Regions from separate parts of the Homo sapiens genome. Here region 1 is linked to region 2. Evidence: read pairs that join two places in POLR2A ChIA-PET (ENCODE). Cell type or tissue: PC-3. All regions are shown on one strand. Each heading gives the region's core, and the rest is flanking DNA. Links, peaks and the distances in the headings are about the cores only.

Region 1 (11,571 bases), core at 1,432-9,431, 140 kb after region 2:
TGAACACACTCGTTTATGGGAAGAAACCCTACAAGTGCTATTGTAGGTGGGATTGGTGGGTGAATACCAAGCCAGATGCCTGCCTCTGGAGGTCTCATTGGAACGCCTGGCTCTTCTTACTAGTGGAAATATGTCTAGTGGTCTCATCCTTTTCTCAGATGTCTGTTAACTTCACTAAACCACTGCATGTTTTGGCATAGTGTGTTAGCTTCTAGGGAGAGGCCTCCAGAATGGTATAGGATATATTCTGTAGGATGGGAATGAGGTGTGTGTGGTAGCATTCATAGTATCTATCTACATCAATTTTTTAGAAAACAGAATAGGTGATCTCACACCCTTTAATTTTATAAACTCTTGATTAAAACAGGGCATCCTGTCTCACCTTGGAATAAAGATCCAAAATTAGATGATATTCATTTTGAACTCTACCTAAGAGGCATGAAACTTACAAAAAGATGTCCTCAACACTTCTCAGTTGACAGAGACTGTTTTGTATTCATGTGGTTTATGTCTGTTTGTACAGTAATTAGGCTTTGATCTTTTGGGGTGAAGCTGCAGGCACACAAACACACATAGATACATGCACACACAGTCCCACACTGTGGGATAAAGGAACATACCAGAGTTTATGAGCATCGGGATTTAATTCTGGGAAATCTTGTCTTTTGGCATCTGCCAATATATCCTCTGGAATTTATTATGTGCCCGCAATATCTCTCCAACCAACCATTCTTCCCTATATCCACAGTCACTAGCTTAATATCAGCCCTTGTCATCTCACACCTGTATTATAAAAATAGCTTAGTCCCTTGTCTCTCTGGCTCCAATTGTCCCTAATTTCAACCCACACCTTTGGATGATGGAATTAGACTCTAAGACATTATTCTTATCATGTCACCTCCTTCTCCACCTCTGCTAAAGAACTCAATCATATATCCATGGAAAATAAATTGTTGTCCATGTATCATATTTCCAGATCCTTGGGGCAGGGGAAGGCGATCCAAGCATATCTGATCTCTCTCTCTCTCTGTCACACACACACACACACACACACACCCCTATGTAAAGAACTTGAAAATAACTTTAAGATTGTAAGGTATTCTTTGCTAACTTTCCTAAAACAGTTGCTTCAAAACCTAACTAATAAGCTAGGAAACTTTAAAAAATATGTAGACTCCTGTTAGAATCCAGGATAGTGGCTATCCTTTCTGCTGTTAATGTTCTATGGCGCTATTTTTGGATCTGGGTGCTGGATGCACGGGAATATTCCTCTTTCATTTATTTTACATTAATTTCTTTACTTTTCCTGAAACACTTCAAAATGTTCTTGTTTCTGTTGACTTATTCAAGATGTACTTACTGTGATCGTTGTAGATTGCTTCCGAATACACCCTTTGTAGCTCTATTCTTATGCACAGTGGACCCTAGATTCATTTTTAACAAATGGAATTATTTTGTCTTTTTTCTCCACCTCTTAGTGAATGGATGAGGAAAGGAAGGCATGGAAAGTGGACTGGCATGGCTATGAGTTAGAAGCAGTCAGAGTTCAGTTCAGAAACCTCTGAATTCAAGGCCAAGGCTCTGGGGACGAGGTTTTCCCCCAACATCAGTAAGCTTTGGAAACTTTTTAAAAAGTGGAAGAAAAAGTGATACCTAATACAGTGCTGTCCACATGATATGCAACCAATACATATTCAATAAATGAGTAAATATGAAAGAACAAATTTAAATGATGTCAACATATTATCTCCAACAGTTAAGAATCTTACACTTAGTTCCCTGCATAAAGCTTCCTGCATAGTCTTCAGTTTTGTTAACTAAAAGGTGTGACCTGATAATATTATTGGTTCAAGTGATAACTGCTTTGTACCAACTAACTGGTTTTTCAACAGATTTGTTATTACTGTGCATAAGTGTTGGAAACAGTTTGTTCATAGGAGTCTGTTTTTTTTTTCTGGAGTCTTAGGAAAGTGGCTGGTTTTACTCTGAAACATCATAACTTTGCAATCAGGAACCAGGTACAAAATGAGTAACTGTTAGCGAAAACAACCAGAAGCCACATTTTTAGCTATCTCTGTCATGTAGCTACAAATAAGAAATACCATTCCACCAACTTTGTGTCAGGTGCCTTTTTATATAATATGAAGAGTACTGTTTAAGTTCAGGGGAGAGCTAAATACTGGGGTCCCTGTTATGAAGGAACTCAAGAAGCCTTGATGAATGTATAGTGAATGATGAGTAACATGTTGGTCTAAGGTAGCCAGAGACAAGAAAGACCATCTCTGCCTGGAAAGGGCAGGCCAGCTTCATGGGGAAGATGATACTTGAAATGGATCTTGAAGGATGGTGATGCATTTAATGGGGTGCTTGGAACAAAAACAAAGGCAAGGATGTGAAAACATGCAGGGTGATTTTGGTGGAGAGTTTTGCTGGAGAAAAGCACTCAAATGGGGTCGTCAAGGTAGATAAACCTGATAAGGGAGTTAGTTTGCAGATTGTTGCGGGCGTGAAGTGCTAGGCCAAAAGTTAGGAAGTTCTTGAAGTGTCTAGGTGTGAAACAATGACGGTCTGAATGAAGATGTAGCCATGAAAATCAAAAAACATTTATTCATTTTAGAGGCATTGATTTCTACAAATTTCACTGAATTGGTAATTCCAACGTAGGAGGCAAGGGAGATAAAGTATCAAAGATGACTAGATGCTGAGGCTGGGTAACCAGTGCAATCAAGATGCCATTAACAAAAAACCCTTGTTTTTTTTGTTTGTTTTCTTGTTTTTTTTTTGTTTGTTTGTTTGTTTTTTTTACGGTCACAGTTCTAGGAATAGTAATCTATATTTGCTGTCATCTCTTTCATCTCAAATCACTTTTGATCCATTGGCATCTGTCTTGTGTCTATCTCATTGACACTTATCCAAGTCACCAATGACTTCCAACATGCCAAGTTTAATGGGGTGTTTCCATTTTTAAGTATTGATCTCTTTGCTGTATGAGCACTATTCACCATTCCCTTCAGGAAGCCCTCTGTCCCACTGGTTTTTATAACTCATTTTTCAGCATGAAAAACATTTTTTAAAGAGCAGAAAATTTGCACAGGAATCAGAGGTCTTCTTCAGCACAATAACAGAATGAAGCATAGAGCGCAATACCCATGATGTGAATTGTTTTTTGCCTAAGGCATTACTGCAAAGAAGTCTTTGCTCTTTTGTTTCTTTACATGAAAAATGAGGATGGCAAGTATAATCCTGATTTCACAGATATGACAATGTCTAATTAATGAATTGCCCTAAACAGGGAACAGAATGTATGAGGTGCTAAATAATATTGTGCAAGTAGAGATTAAATTTGACCAAGTGATTTATTAGACAAGTCTAACAAGTGATATCATCGGCTCAAGGGAGCAGAATTGGATTGCTTTATAAGATCACTGGAACTTTGAGTGATTGAGTTGTGGATATTTGTTGTTGTTTTAACTGCAGGGATCCAGAGTAACTTTTAGGCTTTCAAACTTTGGAATGTGACATTTATTAGGCCTGTAACTCCATCAAAAGTATTTAAAGCTCTTAAATTATTGTGGTTAAAAGAGTGAAAGTAAATAGATGTTCCCCTCTGTTGGTTTCATTATGCTGCAATTTTGTACACAGATTTGATGCTTAGGCACCACCCATGTTTATTACTGTATCATATTTTCTCATTTTGCAAGTTAAAACACAACTTTTTCATCTGCAGCCACATTAAACTCCACTTGGGACTTCAGGCCCAGCTGCAGTCTTTCTGTTTTCCGTTACCATCAAAAGCAATAAAATTCTGCAGTCAAGGCAGGTTTGGGGATGCTTGTGTTGCACCCAAACTGGCAGAAAGTCCAGCTCCTGCACTTGTACTCTCTCTCTATCTCTGCAGCAACATGGATGGAACCGAAGGTCATTGTCCTAGGTGAAATAACTGAGAAACAGAAAGTCAAAACCTACATGTCCTCATTTATAAGTGGGAGCTAAACAATGGGTGCATATGGACAGAGAGATTGGGATGATAGACACTGGAGACTCCAAGAGGAGAATGGAAGGGGGAAGAGAAATAAAATACTACCTATTGGGTACAACGTACACAACTCGGGTGATGGATACACTAAAAGCCCAGATTGCACCACTATGCGATATATCCTGTAACACAATTGCATTTGTACTCCTATATTTAAAAAAAAAAGTAAAGAGAGACATACTAGTCAGAAGAGATATACTTATGTTTGGTCACTCTAATAAATAAACAACCCCAGGAGCCACTTAGCAGTGGGAAGGCCAAACAGGGAGTCAATTTTAAGAACTATTTGCGAAATATCCTTCCTCTAACAAATAAACGGACTTCAATCTTCAGGATTGGATATAAGGGTTTCCAATTATTTTAAGGTAGGCATTATAACCTCAGGACAAAATGTATCTGCAAATTTCCCAATTTTTCAAATAAATGTAAGCCTCTTGGAAAGTTTTTGTTGTTCTTTATTTTTTTTTCTGGTAAATGTGAAAAAAAGTCAGATAAAATGCACCCGAAATCAGCACACAGGGCAGAGGTTGAGGAATGCTGCTGGAGAAAACCTCTGCAATCAACTGAGAACTGAGGGATGGCAGTGCGATATAGAACGGTGCCTTATTGAAATTTATTCTGTGGGTCACAGTACTTTTCAGCTTTTTCTTTCATTTTAGCTGATTAGACACAAGTTTAGTACACCTGTGGCCCCTATTCTTGTGATACTGGAGTGCTTCAATACCAGCGCCTGTCAGTACTTATCATTTAATTATGCTGATCTTTCAGGGTTGTTAGGATAGGTCAAAACATATGTTAAAGACTGGGCACGGTGGCTCATGCCTGTAATCCTAGTACTTTGGGAGGCTGAGACAGCTGGATCACCAGGAGTCAGGAGTTTGAGACCAGCCTGGCCAACATGGTGAGACTCCCATCTCTACTAAAAATACAAAAAAATTTTAGCTGGGTCATAGTGGTGTGTGCCTGTAGTCCTTGTTACTTGGGAGGCTGAAGTGGGAGAATTGCTTGAACCTAGGAGGTGGAGGTTGCAGTGAGCTGAGACTGGGCAAGAGAGCGAGACTCTAACTCATTAAAAAAAAAAAGTTAAATTCGTAATACAGTGAATGGTACTCAGAAGGTGCTTAATTAATGGTAGCTTTTGTTCTACCATCTTCAAGATTTATCAGAATAAAACATTTAATATAAAACTTCCAGGGAAAGTTGCAATACTTTTCTTAAATAAAATAGTTGTAGTACTACCTTTAGAATTTTTAGAAAGTCACAGTTTTTAAAAAACAACCCATTAGAATGTATGCATCTACTGGGGAGCATGAGCCACATGAACTCAAATTATTAATCCTGCTTGTGAGTCCATTTGACTAGAGCTGAGTCTTCTAATGGAAAAGCAATTCAGTAATCACTCTTTGGGATTCAGTAAATACCTCATAAATACTTATAAAACATGTAACAGACCCTACTGGGCATTGGGATTGGCATTAAGGTTTATTATTTGATTGTGTTTGAAATCAGAAAAAGCTAAGATTGTGCTACTTATTTTTTATTCAGAGAAGAAATTAACTGGTGACTGGAGCTGATTGACTAGAATGGAGCAACCCACTGGATGTTTATATTAGTCACATAGCAAATATTTTTTCTGAGTAATTAACAAGGATTACTTTATAGTTGAAAACAATTACGGAGCAATTTGTAATTTTCCAAGAGCTTTTCCAATCCTGGTCTTATTGATTCTTTATAACGATTCTATAAATTGTAGGTTATACTGTCTTGTGTATAAATTGTAGGTTATTCTGTCTTCTGAAGATAACCTAGGCTTTAGAGTCAGACAGTACTAGGGAAGAACCAGAGCTTCAACCCCTGTTGGTTATGTGACCTGGAACAGATTACTAAACTGTCCTAAGCTTTAGCTATTTCCATACATAAATTAAGATAATAATATTTACCCTGTATAACCATTATAGAAATTAGTTTATGATAAACTTAGCATTATGTTGGACACACTGCACGTGTTTAAATTGTCATCCATAGGGCTTACCTTTGACTTTTTTTTAATAGTGAGGATAGATTATACTAATCATTCAATTCCCTATTATCAAATTCTCTTGTGACACTACAAGATTACTGGCATGCCTGTAGATGTACTCTAGCCATGCAACAGAACATAGAATATTAAACCTCAAACCTTAAAATTTAGTAGACTACTCTGACCAGTTGACATAAAGAATGTGCTTATATTAATGAAATGACACTAATTTCACCACCATACAATCCTAAATGAACTAAAATCATAGGTGTACACTGGTCAATGGTTTATATCCAAGGAATGAAAATGTAAATTTTATTTCAATATTATTTACAAGTATTCAATTAAATGATTGAAATTATGAACTAATTACATTTCTACTGATGCAGTTTCAGCCACAGAGTTATCTGTGTCAATCACAGAAATAAAACCTGTGTATAGAACTAATAAAGCATCCAGAATTTTTTCACTACTCTCTTCAATTTGAACTCCAGTTTATTACCTGAATAAGAAATGAATCAAAGTATCTTAACTTTTTTTGATGATTTAGATAAATTTTTCTATTTTCATATGGTACAGATATCACAAATATATATTACATATATCAAACACATATATGTAACACATATATATCACATATATATCAGACACATATATAGCATATGTATAACACACATATATATGCCATGTATATATACATACACACACACACAACATATATATATATAAAACACATAGCATCAGGGGTGGGCTGGCGCTGCCTCATACGAGCTTGGCAGAGCCAATTCTGCTCATCTCCTTCCTAGTCTGTGTTCAGCGACATTGCACTGGGAGCTTGAAATCAGCCACAGGGGAGTGTATACACCCAGGAGTCACCAAATGTTACAAATCAGGCCTTTTTAAAATCCAGAGTCACCTTACAAGTACAACACAGCATAGCAGACATTTTTAAAATATTTGTTATATGAACAAGTGAATTAATAAATTCAACATATTTGTATTGTCATTAAGCATAGCAAACATTAGAGGAAGATGACCTCACTTACTAAAACTTCCAAGGCATGTGTCTGTAAAGCAAAAATGTGAGTTCTCTGAGGCAAATTTCAGAAATTATCAGAGTCTAATTTCTTCATGTTTTTGTCTAAATAAGTGGATGAAACCACGCTCCCTTCAAACTTAGGTATCCAGGAAAGCAAACCTAAAATGTTTATGGATCCAAACCAACGGCTTACATGATATTCTCTACATATATATCTGTGATTGTATAAAGTTTCTCCCCATAGGGAACAAGAAAAGAACTGCAGATATTTATCACCTTTTCTAGATTCTTAAGAGTCCTAAAATGTTATCTCAGAGAATGCTAGAGTAACATAAACTTTTTTTTTGTGAAAAATAAGTAAATCACTGCCATATGATGATGGTTACTCAATTTCCAGATGATTTAATGGCTAATCCCAGGGCAATATCTTACTAGTTTCGACCCCTGCTGTGTGATGAGGTTTTGACAGTCATAATTGTACAGCAGGCCATAGTTTAATATAAGTAATTATAAACCAGGAATTATTAATCATTATCTAATAATCTGATACTAAACTATTGGATGTTGCTTGTGAAATAACAAGAAAATTCAAAGTGATTATATCAAGTGATTCTATGATACTTCTAGACAGCAAAATAAAAATAAAAGAAGAGGTTCAAGCCTTGTTAAGGTTTTAGCATCACAATCAGACAGCACCTATAAAATAAGTCAACTATGCCATGGTCCCAGTAGCCAGTAAAGTTCGTTGGGACCAACTTCCTTCCTCTTCAGCTCATGCCTCTTGGAACACATGGGGCAGCTGTGTGCACCTCAGATGGAGCAGCCAAAAAGAGCTCAGAGCTTTGGTCCTGACTTTGCAGCCCAAGTGAGATCATGGGTAAGTCACTTAAACTCTTTGGCCTTATTTTAACAACTCAGGATCATTGACCCTCTCCAATTTATGTCAAGGACAATAACAATAATAATCATCGTTCCCACTAATTTAAGGATGTGAAAAAATGCAGGATGATTTTGGTGGAGAGTTTTGCTGGAGAAAAGCACTCAAATGGGGTCGTCAAGGTAGGTAAACCTGACAAGGGAGTTAGTTTGCAGATTGTTGCAGGCGTGAAGTGCTAGGCCAAAAGTTAGGAAGTTCTCGAAGTGTCTAGGTGTGAAACAATGATGGTCTGAATGAAGATGTAGCCATGAAAATCAAAAAAACATTTATTCATTTTAGAGGCATTGATTTCTACAAATTTCATTGAATTGGTAATTCCAACATAGGAGGCAAGGGAGATAAAGTATCAAAGATGACTAGATGCTGAGGCTGGGTAACCAGTGCAATCAAGATGCCATTAACAAAAAACCCTTGTTTTTTTTTTGTTTGTTTGTTTTTTTGTTGTCGTTTTTTGTTTTTTGTTTTTTTTTTTTACAGTCACAGTTCTAGGAATAGTAATCTATATTTGCTGTCATCTCTTTCATCTCAAATCACTTTTGATCCATTGGCATCTGTCCTGTGTCTATCTCATTGACACTTATCCAAGTCACCAATGACTTCCAACATGCCAAGTTTAATGGGGTGTTTCCATTTTTAAGTATTGATCTCTTTGCTGTATGAGCACTATTCACCATCCCCTTCAGGAAGCCCTCTGTCCCACTGGTTTTTATAATTCATTTTTCAGTATGAAAAACATTTTTAAAAGAGCAGAAAATTTGCATAGGAATCAGAGGTCTTCAGCACAATAACAGAATGAAGCACAGAGCGCAATACCCATGATGTGAATTGTTTATTTTAGAAAATATGTTTAGAATGGAAAAATTTAAAGAAGCAGAATAAAAGAATCAATTATAATCTCACCATGCAGAAGTAGTTCTGCTTTTTTTTTTTTTGAGACGGAGTCTCGCTCTGTCGCCCAGGCTGTAGTGCAGTGGCGCAATCTCGGCTCACTGCAAGCTGCGCACCCCGGGTTCACGCCATTCTCCTGCCTCAGCCTCCCGAGTAGTTGGGACTGCAGGGGCCCGCCACCACGCCCGGCCAAGTTTTTGTATTCTTAGTAGAGACAGGGTTTCACCCTGTTAGCCAGGATGGTCTCCAGCTCCTGACCTCGTGATCCGTCTGCCTCGGCCTCCCAAAGTGCTGGGATTACAGGGGTGAGCCACCGCGCCCAGCCAGTTCTACATTTTTGGCTTGTTCCTTTTTGTATTCTTTTAGGCATTTAAACAAATTGTTAAACTCATATTGTTATGGATTTTGCTGCTTGAATTTTTTTCAGTGAACATCATGTCAAAAGTATTTCTTCATGTAATACAAATTCTTTGTTTCTCCTTCAATTAGGTACATAACATTCATCTTCTTTTCAAGCCATCATTTTTCTAAACATCCTACAATTTTAGACCTCTAAGTGCTTTTTCATATTTTCATTTTATTATACATAATACTGCGGGAGATAATCTTTGTCTACAAATCTTTGGTTATATGTTTGATTATTTCCTTAGGAGAAATTCCTGACGTCAGAGGTGTGAACGGTTGAAGGACTTTAGAAACATAGTCGAATTGTTTTGTAGTGAGGTGCTCCAGTCTCGCCCTTTAGCAGTGAGGGTGTAACTTCATGTCAACTTTTCAACCCTCAAGGATGATAATTTTTTAGACTCTACTCATTTGATAGGCAAAAGGTGCTGTATAATACTAATTTGCCTTTAGAGTACTAGCGAGGTTAAACATTTTGTACACTTATTAGTCATTTGCATCTCTGAATTATCTGCTACATCCTTTGCCTAGTTTTCTACTTAATTCTTAGAGTTTTAAAATTGGTTTGATTGAATTCTGTATATAGTGAGAGTATATAACTTTGTCTCCCGTATGTGATACAATTATTTTTCCCATCTTACTATGTTTATATTGGTTGGCATGTCTTGTGATATACGGAAATTAAAATATTAAAAATCATCTTGGCCGGGAGCGGTGGCTCACGCCTGTAATCCCAGCACTTTGGGAGGCTAAGGCAGGTGGATCACGAGGTCAGGAGATCGAGACCATCCTGGCTAACACGGTGAAACCCCGTCTCTACTAAAAATACAAAAAATTAGCTGGGCGTGGTGGTGGGCACCTGTAGTCCTAGCTACTCTGGAGGCTGAGGCAGGAGAATAGTGTGAACCTGGGAGGCGGAAATTGCAGCGAGCTGAGATCGCGCCACTGCCCTCCAGCCTGGGAGACAGAGTGAGACTCTGTCTCAAAAAAAAAAAACAAAAAAAAAAAACAAAAAAAAACCTACTTTATTTATATTTTTCCTTTGTAATTTCTTCCACTGAATTTGAGCTTAGTAAGTTCTTCTACATTCAGACAGATCAGATAAATATTGACCTATATTTTCTTTTGAGTTTTTGACTTTAATTTTTTAAAATATTTTAACTCTTTATTCTATCTGATCTTTAAGTGTATAAGTATAATTGAAAGCTATAAATTATTTTCATTAATATCTAAAAATATTATCCTAAGACAAATTGTAGAAAAATGCTTCTATCTTCCATTAATTTGTGATGCTCCAATTTATAAATATTTAATATTCATCTATACCAAGGACTGTTACTGAAACTTTGATTTTGTTCCATCTTTTCGTGTAGCCTTGTGTCAGTACCATCCTTATTTAACTGTTATAGACTTATTTTAATAGCTTCTATTGCTATTTGCCCCATTATTACCCCCATTTAAAAATTAGGTGGCCTACCTTTTTCCAGGTGACTTTAAAATCACTTAAAAAAATAAATTAGCAAAAGCTTTCTATTGGGATTTTATCACTTTTTAATTTTGGTTATAAGCTTATATATTAATTTAGGAAGAATCATCACAGTAAATAACTTTAAAATAAATGACAGCAAAGTGGTTTACCTTACAAATCAATACAAAATGCAAATGAAAAGTTGAGGTGTTGCAGGAGCACAGAGTATTGTAGAAAGGCATCAGCAAACTGAACTTGGGTCAAGTTCACTTATATAGACATATTTATTAGCTGCAAAGTCTTGGGGAAGTATCTTAAGGTTTGTGGATGTATTCCCTCATCTGTAAAATAAGAATAATTCCTTCCCTGCTTACCTTATAAACTTGTTGTAAGGATCAAAGAAAAGTGGATTATCAATGCTTTTTAAAACATTAAAACATGTATTTTTAAAAGTTAGATTATTTTGATTCCTGTAAAGATAAAAATTTCCCATATGTGGACACACCAGTATCTGAAAACTACAACTGATTTTCATTTCCTTCATCTGGGAAACTTATAAACTGTGCTCACTATCCATCTAGTTCTTTAAAAAATCAAATTGCTCAATTTTTTCCTTTCCCATTGCAGATATAGTTCATTTATAAAGACCAAAACTTTTTAATACCAAAAAGAATGCCTTAGTATTTTATAAGCAGGAGGCTTGTCAAGCAAATTGCTCTTGGCAGGGAAACAGATCATGTATCTTGAGCTTATCTACCTCCTTTAGATTACATCCAGCCCT
Region 2 (11,571 bases), core at 1,999-9,998:
ATTGTAGAATGTAAACTCATCAGATGACATCTAATCCAGCCATATTTCCCTCAATTATTTCACCCCAGTAGGGTTTGCTTTCCCATCAGTACTGGATCACAGAGCTGTCAGCTGGCGTTTTTGAAGGGTGATTTGTTGCTCTAATGATGATACTGAAATCTGTTTATGGTTGTTTATCTAAGGGTCATCTATCTTCTGAGGCATCTTCCTTCTCTCGGGATTCTATTTGGGTAGCTCTCTTCAATTCCCCAAACAGAACAACTGTTAGTATTTCACAAAGGTAAGTATCCTGTCCATGTTAATTTTATGACCTATGAGTGTAGCATAGTTATTGAGCCAACTATGTTAAAAATTATGCCTTATATATTTAAGAGACTTTAAAGAGTACCCAGCATGTGCATATGTACTATTTTCTAAGCTAGTTATATATAGCTCTGTAATTATAAAAGTACCAATCATATGAATGGTTAAAGAAATCATTTTATATATCACAATGTTTACAGTATGACAGACATTGTTCTATAATAAGTAACAATCCCAGGATGTGGGTACTATTATCATCTCTATTTTACCGGTGAGGAAATCAGGGTACAGAAAGCATGGGTAATTTGCCCAGAGTTAAACAGCTGGTAATTTTTGTGCTACCCACTAAAGGCAGGAGAATGACAGCAGCATAGTGTGGAGCAGTGCTTAACAGAGTTTTTGACTAAAGTCTCCATTAAATCAAAGGGGAATGAATGTGCACTTCCAGGGGAATCTGGCACTAAAATCAGCAGTGCCAGATATTATTGAGAAGGCTCAATATTTTCTCTAAATTGTGTGGGTTTTAAAAGATAATTTTTTTTTTTTGCAAAATCAGCCATCTAATCTATAATATACCTGAGTTTGTTTTATTCCAAATCTGTCAAACTTCTGAAGAAAATGAATGCTCCAGGATGTGCCTGGTTTATGTTGGGGTCTCTGGTTGCCCTTATATGCCACTCATTTGCTACTGTGGAAGTATGTGTCTTCCAGTTTGGGAAATCCAGGTATCATAGAGAGATCACTGGGCTGTCAGTCAGGCAAGAACTAGGGTCTGGTTCCAGTGTTGCTGCTGGGCACATCTGAGATCATGAACAAGTCACCTACACTTCAGGGCTTGGAATTCATCTTACGTAAAATGAGGGGTTGGGTCAGATCCACTGTTCTTCAACTAAACTCCTGAAACTCCCTGGGGCTCTAGACAGAAGAAGAAAAGAGCGGAAAGTGAGGCCCCTCATCACCTTGGTTACATACTTTCCATTTTGGACTTTCCAGTACAATTTTGTAGAACAATTGCATTCCACTTATTTCAAATACATAATTCAAAATGTTTGGGAAAAGCTAAACAACTGAATGAGATGATGTCTAAGGTCAGCCCAGTCTATAAGTCTAAGGAGAAGGGCCCAAATTCCAACCCTTCTTAGGAGCCTATGCCTACCTCTCTGCTTGATCTAGGTTCACTTGGGAAAGCTTCAATATATACAAGGTCACTTAGTCATTTTGTCTTGTCAAGTTTTAGGCAGTGTCCCCTGAGATTTTCTTGTTACAGCCAACCCTAGGCTATCTGGTTCTCCTTTTTGACTTAGGACTGGGAATCCATTGGAAGCATCAAGAAAGGTTACTCTCATTTTGATTCTCATACTTGTGTCTTTTGAAAATAGCGCATACGTTAGTGTGGAATGTGTATCTCTCTATTCACTCTCTTGATTTTTTTTTGTTTGAAGTAGCCTCATCTAATAAAAGTCTTACTGACACAAAGGTTATAAGGCTGGTGACTAAATTATGGGTCCTTCAGTGAGAGATAGACAGTGAGCTTTCAACAAGTGCCTGACATCGTGGAGACAAGAGAGAGTCTATTTGAGGAAGCTTGGGGGCCAGGATTAAGTTCCTTGCCTACTATAGGCGTGCAGACCTTTTTTAAGGAGAATGCTTAAATCTTAAGGGACTTTGAGGTTAATTGCCATCCACTGTCCTGGGATCAATAAAAAATAGGCAAAAAGGGCCCACATTTAAAGCTTGTTTCTCCCAACAGCCTTTGCAGAGAGGCTTATTTTATTTACATTTGCTGTACTCTTGTTCCTACTAAGTTGGGAATCCATATGGTCTCTAAGTGTGGGGCAGTCCTGGCTTATCCCTGTTATCTCAGAGTAATTATTGCTATTACCCTCTTTATTTTATAAATGTCCTGGAATGGACAGTGAGTTGCATGGTTACCTTACTGCTGAGAGAAGGGGCCCTAGGTAGGCTGTATGCATCGACAGTCATGTTCTATAACCAGTACCATGTCAGTTTGACTCGCTTTTAGCAAGGCTTCTCCAAGGGAGTGAAGAAAGACACAGCCACAGTGAGAAGAGATGGACTTTCTGCTTTTATCAGGGAAGACAAACACATGGGCAGGAAAGAGAGTAGCCAGTAGTGGAATTGGCCTCACTCATCATTTGGAGGAAATATTCCCCTTGATTTAAGAATTTGGATGGCCAAGAGGGTTTTCAGGAAAACAGGCAATGGGACAAGAAGCAGGAAAGAGTTAGGAGGTTTGCATAACTCGGTACCCAGTATTTGGTCTGATAGCACCAGGAGCAGAGTGGATTTGAGTGGGATCTGACCTATGCTTGGAGGATTCCATTCTCCATTGGCAGAGGAGCTTTGCTTCATGACCATGCACCTGAGTTTGTGTGGCTTTCAGGGCATTTATGAATCCATGAAAACTGTAAAACATTTTGTTTTGTATGTATGCATATGCTCCATATTTTTCTGGAGAGTGGATCTATAATTTACAGTAGATTATCAACGCATTCATGACTCTAAAAAGTTAATATTGAGACTGGTGACTAATTTACATTGCCAGTTAATAGCTGAAGGAAAGGGGTGGGGCTTGGGAATCTTTGACACCAATAGGTAATTCTGGTGTCCGTTGGTTATTTGCTCTTTGTATCCCAAAGATAATTTTAAGCAAAAATCACTAAGACTTTTATAGTATTGACAAAATGAAAAGCTCACATTTATAAAATTTTATTGCTTTTTTCTATAAAAGTGTTCTACTTTTTATATAAAAAAGAATCGACATTAAAAATTGTTTTAAAAAATTGCCCATTATATCTTCACTTTAATCCAACTGTTTATTATTTTAGTTTACTTTCTTCCAATTATTTTCATATGCTACTTATTGATACATAATTGTAATTATGATATCCATACAATTTCTATCCTGATTTTTATGTACTAGTACATCATAAATATTTTTCATGACTTTACATAGTCTGAAATAAATATAACTGTTAATTATTTCAGAGTAATTCACCAAGTTAATGTTCCACAACATCTTATTTTTAATGGGGGTTTTGAACTATAAATTACATTCAGCCAAGTGCACAAATTATGATTGTACAGCTTGATGAATTTTCACAAAATGAACACACTTATGTAACCATCTTTCAGATCAAGAAATAGAATATTACTAGCTCCTTCTTAGTTACTATCTTCCCTTTCTTCTCAAAAGGGACCACTGTCAAGACTTCTAACACCATGATTTCATCATGCTTGTTTCTGAAATTTATATACAGAGAATCATAGGGTGATTCCAAACTCTTTTCGTTTTGACTTTTTCATGCAACATAATATTTGTCAGATTCATCTGTGTTGTCACATGTAGCAGTAGTTTATTTTCATAGCTGGATAATATTCTATTTTAAGATTTTATCCAGTTTATCAAAATCTTATAGACATTTGTTGATAGACATTTGCGTTATTTTCAGTTTTAAGCTATTACAAATAATGCTGTTATGACCATTTTTGTACCTATCTTTGGTGCACATATGTAATCGTCTTCTGTTGGGAAATATATATGGGAGTGACATTGCTGAGTTATTTTGAATGTGCATATGTTCAGCTCTAATAGATACCACAGATACTTTTTCAAAGAGTTTACTGATTTATAGCCCCAGCAGTGTATGATAGTCCATCTGCTTCCCATCCTTGCCATCCCTGGGAATTATTAGTCTTTTTCATTGTAATCATTGTGATAGGTGTATGTTGACATCTCCTTGAGGTAGTAATCTTCATTAGGCTGGTGACTTTTGGTAAACAGAAGTCTTAATTTTAATATAGAACCCACTTTATTGGTCTTTTCCTTTATGATTCATGATTTTTGTGTCCTGTTTAAGTAATCTTTGCCTACTTGTAGATACTATGTTGTTTTCTTTTATTGATTCACCATTCACATTAAAGTCTATATTCCACATGAAATTGATTTTTGCCTATGGTGTGAAATACATGTCTAGATTCAGTTATTTTTAATATCTGCATCTTGAAAAAAACATTCTTTCCTTGCAGGTATTCAGTGCTTGCTTCCTTTTTCATAAACTAATGTCCACACATGCATGGGTCTGTCTCTAGACATTCTGTTTTGTTCCATGGGTTTATTTATTTATCCTTGCCAATCTTACACTTTTCACTCACTGCAGCTTTATAGAAAAATCATCATAGCTAGTACTTTAATTCTCGAACTATCAAGATTGTCTTGGTTATTTTTAGCCCTTCACCCTTCCACATATTTTAGAAATAAGTTGCCAATTTCCTTTAAAAAGTGTTAAGACTTTAGTTAGGATGTAATTGAATCTATAGATTAGTTTAGGGAGTATTAACATCTTTATAATGTTGATCTTCCAAATCCATAGACCTAGTATATCTCTTAATTTATTTAACTCTTTTTTAATTTCTAAAATGTTTGCAGCTTTATGTAGAAGTTTGTACATTTTCAGTAGATTTGTTTCTATGTGTTTGATTGTTGTTTTGCAAATAGTTTTATTTAAAAGAATTAATTTTATAATTGTTGCTGATATTAAGGAAAACAATTTGTTTTTATGTATCATTGCCCTTTTTATTCAGTGATTTTACTAAATTTGCTTATTAATACTCATAATTTATCTGCAGATCTACCGGGATTTAAAAAATATATATCTTTTATTTTCTTCCTTTATAACATTTTTAATTGTGCCTTATTACATTAGCTAGAACTTCCAGTATAATTAAATAGAAATGATGATAAGGGGAGTATTTACCTCATTCTTAATCTCAGAGGGGGAAACTTTAAATATTTCACCTTAACTATGGTATTTCCTATAAGCTTTTTGAAGATAATCTTTCTCAGAAGGATGTTCCTTTCTGTTTCTCATTCAAGAGTTTATTTATTTGTTAAAATCATAAATGGATATTGAATATTTTCACAAGCTTTTGCTGCATCTCTTGAGATAATCATTGATATTTTTCCTTTATTTCATCCATGTAGTGAATTACACTTTTTGCTTGTTGAATATTAAACCACATCTGCATTTCTTATAATGATATTGTGAATATGCTTTTAGGATATACATATTTATCTCTCAAATCCTTTGAGAGGTACATACTGAAATATTTATGGGCTAGATATTTATGGGATTGTCTACAAAATATTCTGGAAGTGGTAGAGGAAGTGTGAGGCTATAGCTAATGTAAGATTGTCCATGAGTTGATACATTTTAAAAACGGGGTGATGAGTACTTGGGGACTCATTATACTCCCTTCTTTACTTTTGCATATGTTTAAAAATTTTCATGATAAATATTAGCTTTAGAAAGTAAATTCTGTCTTGGAGAAGATAATACCACCCAAGACTCAAATTATCTCTATAAATTTTCACAGTATTTGATTTAAAAATGCCAGATAGATTAGATAATGAGAAAGGAGTGGGACATTTATCAGTTTATAGAAAGAGACGGGGAAATCTGGATTTGGAGGTATCATATACATTTTAAAAATTGTGATTAATATGTTCAAGTAAATAGAATTCATTAGTAAAACCATAGGAGTGAAATGTAATCCACAAAAAAAAGAGACACATTGAAATTTGAGAACTAAAATGAAAATGTCTGAAACTAAGAAAAGTAAACTGTTTTAATAGTAGGTTAAACACAGATGAAGACATGATTAAAAAACTAGAAGATTAATTTAGTGGAAAGAAAACTGACATAAGTATGGAATAGAGAAAGAGTAGAAAATATAGAAAACAATGTAATAAATATGTCAAGTTTTAGGAAAAAGTCCAATGTAATTTGAACCTCGGAAGGGGAAAAAAACATGAATGAGACAGAAAAAATGTTCAAAGTGAAAGTTTTGGGAACAGTGGCGACAATTGAATAAGAGTGTGAAAGTAATTAGTTCCATTAAATTATATACTTAAAAATGGTTAAAATACCTAAAAAAAATGTTCAAAGTGATAAAAGGTCTCCAAACTTCCCATACTGACCAAAGGCATCAAGCCACAGATTCAAGAAGCACTACATTCCCCAAAGTGGCTAAATACAAAGAAATCCATTCCTTATCATAGCATGGTAAAACTTAAGAAAACAAGGCCAGCCATGGTGGCTCACATCTGTAATCCCAGCACTTTGGGAGGCCAAGGTGGGCAGATCACTTGAGGTCAGGAGTTCAAGACCAGCCTGGCCAACATGGTGAAACTCCATCTCTACTAAAAATACAAAAATTAGCCAGTCATGGTGGTGTGCACCTATAATCCCAGCCACCTGGGAGGCTGAGTGAGGCAGGAGAATTGCTTGAACCTGGGAGATGGAGGTTGCAGTGAGCCAAGATCATGCCACATGCCACTGCACTTCAGCCTGGATGACAGAGCAAGACTCCTCTCAAAACAAACAAACAAACAAAAAAACACTTAAGAAAACAAAAGACAAAAAAACAAAAACAAAACAAAAAAACACTTGAAAGTAGCTAGAGAAATCTTGAAAGAAGTCTTTAAAGGAACATTAAGACTTGCAGCTGATTTCTCAAGAGAAACAATAGAAGCCAGAAGACAATGGTACATGTTAAATTTTAAAGGAAAATAACTGTCAACTTAGAATTTTATACTCAGAGAAAATATTATTTAAAATCTGTACAAAATAAAGGCATATTCAGACAAAAACACAAGTAATTTGTCATCAGCAGACCACAATAAAAGATTCTGTAACAAGTTCTTCAGGCAGAGTTAAATTATCCTGGATCTGAAAATAGCAGAAGGAAATACAAAACAATAGAACAAATAAATACATGGACAAATATAAACTACCACTGTTTATATAAAATAATATTAACAATGTCTTATGGGGTTTAAAATATATTTATTGTAAAATATATGACAATAAATTTCAAAAAGAGGGTGGTGGGTAAATGGAATTTAAAATGTTTTCAAGTATGCACTTCATTTTGGAAAGTAAAAGTTATAATTTATATTAGACTTTAGAAAGTCAGGGATGGATCTTATAATATGTAAGGTAACCACTAAAAAATGTAGTAAAGAATGTGTAACTAACAATAGGGGAGAAACTGGATCCCTAAAAAATCTTTATTGATATGTCCAAGAGAAATCAAGATAAGAAATTAAAAGGAAAATATAAAAAGTGAGATGAATATAAAACAAATAGTAGGATAGTAGTTTTAAGTACAAATATTTTGGTAGTTATGTTACATGTAAATGGAATAAATGCCATAATTAAAAGACTAATACAACAGACTGGATTGAAAATCAAACCAACTATATCATGCCTATAGGAAACAGACCTTAAATATAAAGACAGAAATTTTGAAAATAAAATGATGAAAAAAATGTATAATATGCAATTATAATTCAAAGTAAGCTGGAGTACATATAGTAACACCAAACAAATTAGACATAAAGGCAAACATTACTGTAGCAAGAGGAATATTTGATAATAATAAAATGTCAATCAGGAATATGAAGCAATACTGAAGTGGTATATACTTTATAACATAACCTCAAAATATATACAACAAAATTTGACTAAATTGAAGGGAAAGTAAAGAAATTCACAAACTTAGGATACTTGAAATTATCCAAATGTAGCTCTTGAGAATATTGAGAATCAACTATACTTTTTTTCTTGTGTATAATACTTAATGAGGTTTTTAAATGCACAGATAATGTTTTTCTCTTGAATAATTTCTTCTGAGTTAGAAGAAGTAAGAAGGTGTGTGTGCATGTGTGAGTGTGTGTATATATGGTGTGTATATATACACATACCTGTATAAAATACATAAAAAACAAGAAGATATATATATATCTTCTATATATATGTATACATAAACATATATCTTCTATATATATGCATATATACAGTATATCTTCTATATATGCATATATACATATGTATCTTCTATATATGCATATATATACATATGTATCTTCTATATATGCATATATCTGCATATATATCTTCTATATATCTGCATATATGTCTTCTATATATCTGCATATATATCTTCTATGTATATGCATATATATCTTCTACATATCTGCATATATATCTTCTATGTATATGCATATATATCTTCTATATATCTGCATATGTATCTTCTATATATCTGCATATATATCTTCTATATATCTGCATATATATCTTCTATATATCTGCATATCTATCTTCTATATATCTGCATATCTATCTTCTATATATATGCATATCTATCTTCTATATATAAGCATATCTATCTTCTATATATGCATATCTATCTTCTATATATATGCATATGTATCTTCTATATATATGCATATATATCTTCTATATATGCATATATATCTTCTATATATATCTTCTATGTATATGCATATATATCTTCTATATATCTTCTATATGTATGCATATATATCTTCTATATATATATCTTCTATATATATGCATATATATCTTCTATATATATCTTCTATATATATGCATATATATCTTCTATATATATCTTCTATATATATGCCTGTACCTGAATCTCAGGCACAGAGAATTGACTGATTTATATTCCTTAATTCACAGCACATTGTCATTATCTCTACAAGTCCTCATTCTTGTTTAAATGTATTTTACTGTTCTCCCTTTTCAAATTCTACTCCCATTGTAAACATTCCAGTACTTTTTTTTGCCCTCCCCTAGCATCCTGGAACTATGATTTTCAGAATCTCTTGACAGTAAGGTTACACTTCATATTTTGCCAATGAGAAGCATTAATAAAATATTTGGAAGGCAGAATAGATGCAGATGTCATTAATTTTCCTCCATCTATGGCTTGCAGACATGAGGGTTTTGACAGATGGGATTTTACAGCATTTTACTGCAGCAGCTGTGAATGTCAACAGTGATTTCCTGTAGTTTTGACCTGGTTGACAGAAATCTCCTAATTCTCTGAGAGGTAGAAACATCCTTCCTTGACCTTTGCTCCTCCGTGAAATCCATCAATTTTTAAGTACCTAATTCCCTGTATTAAATCCTTTCTTGCTTGAAATACATTGTATGTTGGTGTTTTCCTGGCTGAATTTCGAGTGATAAAATATTTGGTATCAGTAGTGGTTGCAGGAAATATGTCTTTATGATATAAATCTGGGATTTGTTATTTGACCTGCCTGTGTTTGAAAGCAGTGATGACATAATTGCTAGTGACATGGATATTAATAATCCATGGCATGCAATAGCAAAAGCATTACTTAAGTGATCACCTGTTGTCTACAACAAATTTTGTATTGAAGACAAGGTTTTGGGTGAAAAAGCGGCCATTGCAGTGAACTTTAATTGTGGGAATAATGACTACTGGGACTGTGGTGTGTGGCAATGGTTTATGACTACTATAGGAGTTTAAAGGATCTGTGATTAAAGAACTGTGATTAAAGCACAGTCAGGGAGCCAGAGAACTTGTATGACTGAGCTAAAAGAATCTCTTAGATATTGTAGTTGCAGGACCAATGTATAAAAAGGTCAGACCCACAATTTAATCCTGCAGATTATAGAATTATATTGCAGGTTGAATTTAAAGCTTTGTCCTGTCATATGTGAAAATTATAGCACTGCTTCACAAAGAGTAAGACCATAAAAATTTAACTAAGACATGTGAGAAGGGGTTGAATCTGAGTACCTTAAACCTCCACATCTAACTGGTACTCTCTTGCCAGCAGAAGAAGCTCCTCCTTCCCTGTCTAAGGAGGGTGGCCTTTTCTTGCCTGAAGAGTCTACGATAAGCTCACCTACAGCAGTTCTTTTATAAGTAGATTCTAATTTTTCCCAAGACCTGCTTCTCAAGACCATTCTTTATTACCTACAGACCTGTATCCAAAGTCAAAGACCAGCATATTCCAGGGGGACAAGTACAAACTCTGTTTAGGGAAGAGATAGCTCACACTCTCTAATTTCCCCATTATAAGAGAGATACAAACAACCTACTAATAGCAGAAGCCAAGTCTAAACCTGATAAAACATCATTTCTCAGACAGACACCTGTTGGCAGATAGATTGATTATATTGAACCACTTACATCAAGAACAATGCAGTATTTTGTTTTTACTGAAAGAGATAATTATTCTAGAAATGAATTTGCTTTTTCTGCTTACAGAGCTTTTGTCAGCTTCAGCATATGCGGACTTAGTGAATGCTTTGTTCACATGTGGCATTCCACACAATATTGTTTCTGACCACACAATATTGTTTCTGACCACAGAACTAATTTTACAATGAAAAAATGTGGTAATTCTTCCATACCTACATGATTCACTGGTCTTATTTTGTATTTCATCTCATAGAAGCATCTGGTTTTGTAGAATGGTAACATGGCTTAGTGAAGACTCGATTATTGTGATAGCAAGAAGGGCAAAGTTTGTGTGGGTGGAGAGATGTCCTACAAAATCCATTATATGCTTTGAACTGGTGACCAAATCTGTGATGCATTTTATTCCGCAGCTAGAATACACTTATCTAGGAGCTAAGAGGGAAAGAAGAGGTGATAGGGTTTTGCATCATTTTTTTTCTAATAACCATTATTCCTCATGAAGGACTTGCAAAAATTTGCATCACACGCCCACATCTTTAGGCCCTGTTGATTTAGCAATTTTAGTTTCTAAGTGTGAAAAGCTTGCTTTAGAGGACACTGCAAGGACATGGAAGTTCATTTTGTTCTTCTCCTGTCACTGAGGTAAAGAAGGGGTTTCGCTACACTGCCTAAGGTGATTGATCCTCTAGTAGGGTTGCTGGTTTAAAATGAGGTTGAGAAAACATATATGTGCTCATCATCAGCAGGATCCAGCCTGGACCCCTGATTCCTGACTGCCAGCTATGGCCCTTTTTGGTATACCTATGGCCTGTCTTTGGGAGTGGGGTGAGATTAGTTGGCAACTGGTCGAAGAATAGGAGGGGGACGAGAGTGTGGGTTGTGGGAGGTGAATAATATGTAGAGGCCTGGTGGGGAGACGGTGGACCTCTAAATAGAAACACTGCCTCTTTCACATATTTCAGCTGTAGTAATTCATTTTTGGCTTCACATTTTTTCTTTATGTGTCTGTTTTGTGGCAGCTGGGGCCCCTGCAGCCTTTGATGGCTAATAACACAGTCCAGAGGTATGCAGTAAGTAATAGCAGACCGAGAGAGAACCTCCAGTGGGGAGCAGACAAGTACAAGATCACCCTTGACTCCCACCTGCTGAGGGTCCACCTGAGAATTGTAGCAGGCAGTTTCTGTGTTCTTGGGAAGA

Evidence for each region. ChIA-PET counts read pairs that join two places held together with the same protein. Peaks named below come from ENCODE experiments on the same cell type or tissue, not always from the same donor. Only the 100,000 strongest peaks of a DNase experiment are listed, where the experiment ranks them.
Region 1: POLR2A ChIA-PET joins it to region 2 with 5 read pairs; 4 of 35 experiments call an interaction of 5 or more read pairs at or near these places.

The regions. Positions count from the first base shown.
Region 1 is chr1:221,082,479-221,094,049 of GRCh38, forward strand. All of the region lies in intron 5 of LOC101929750 (a long non-coding RNA gene), which reads left to right. Among named protein-coding and RNA genes, the nearest start is that of HLX-AS1, 210 kb to the left of the region's middle. In PC-3, for the core only: no CTCF peak of the experiment used is centred there; DNase peaks (open chromatin) are centred at 5,643 and 6,973; H3K4me3 peaks cover 1,260 bases; H3K27ac peaks cover 2,225 bases.
Region 2 is chr1:220,943,967-220,955,537 of GRCh38, forward strand. No RefSeq gene overlaps it. Among named protein-coding and RNA genes, the nearest start is that of HLX-AS1, 70 kb to the left of the region's middle. In PC-3, for the core only: no CTCF peak of the experiment used is centred there; no DNase peak of the experiment used is centred there.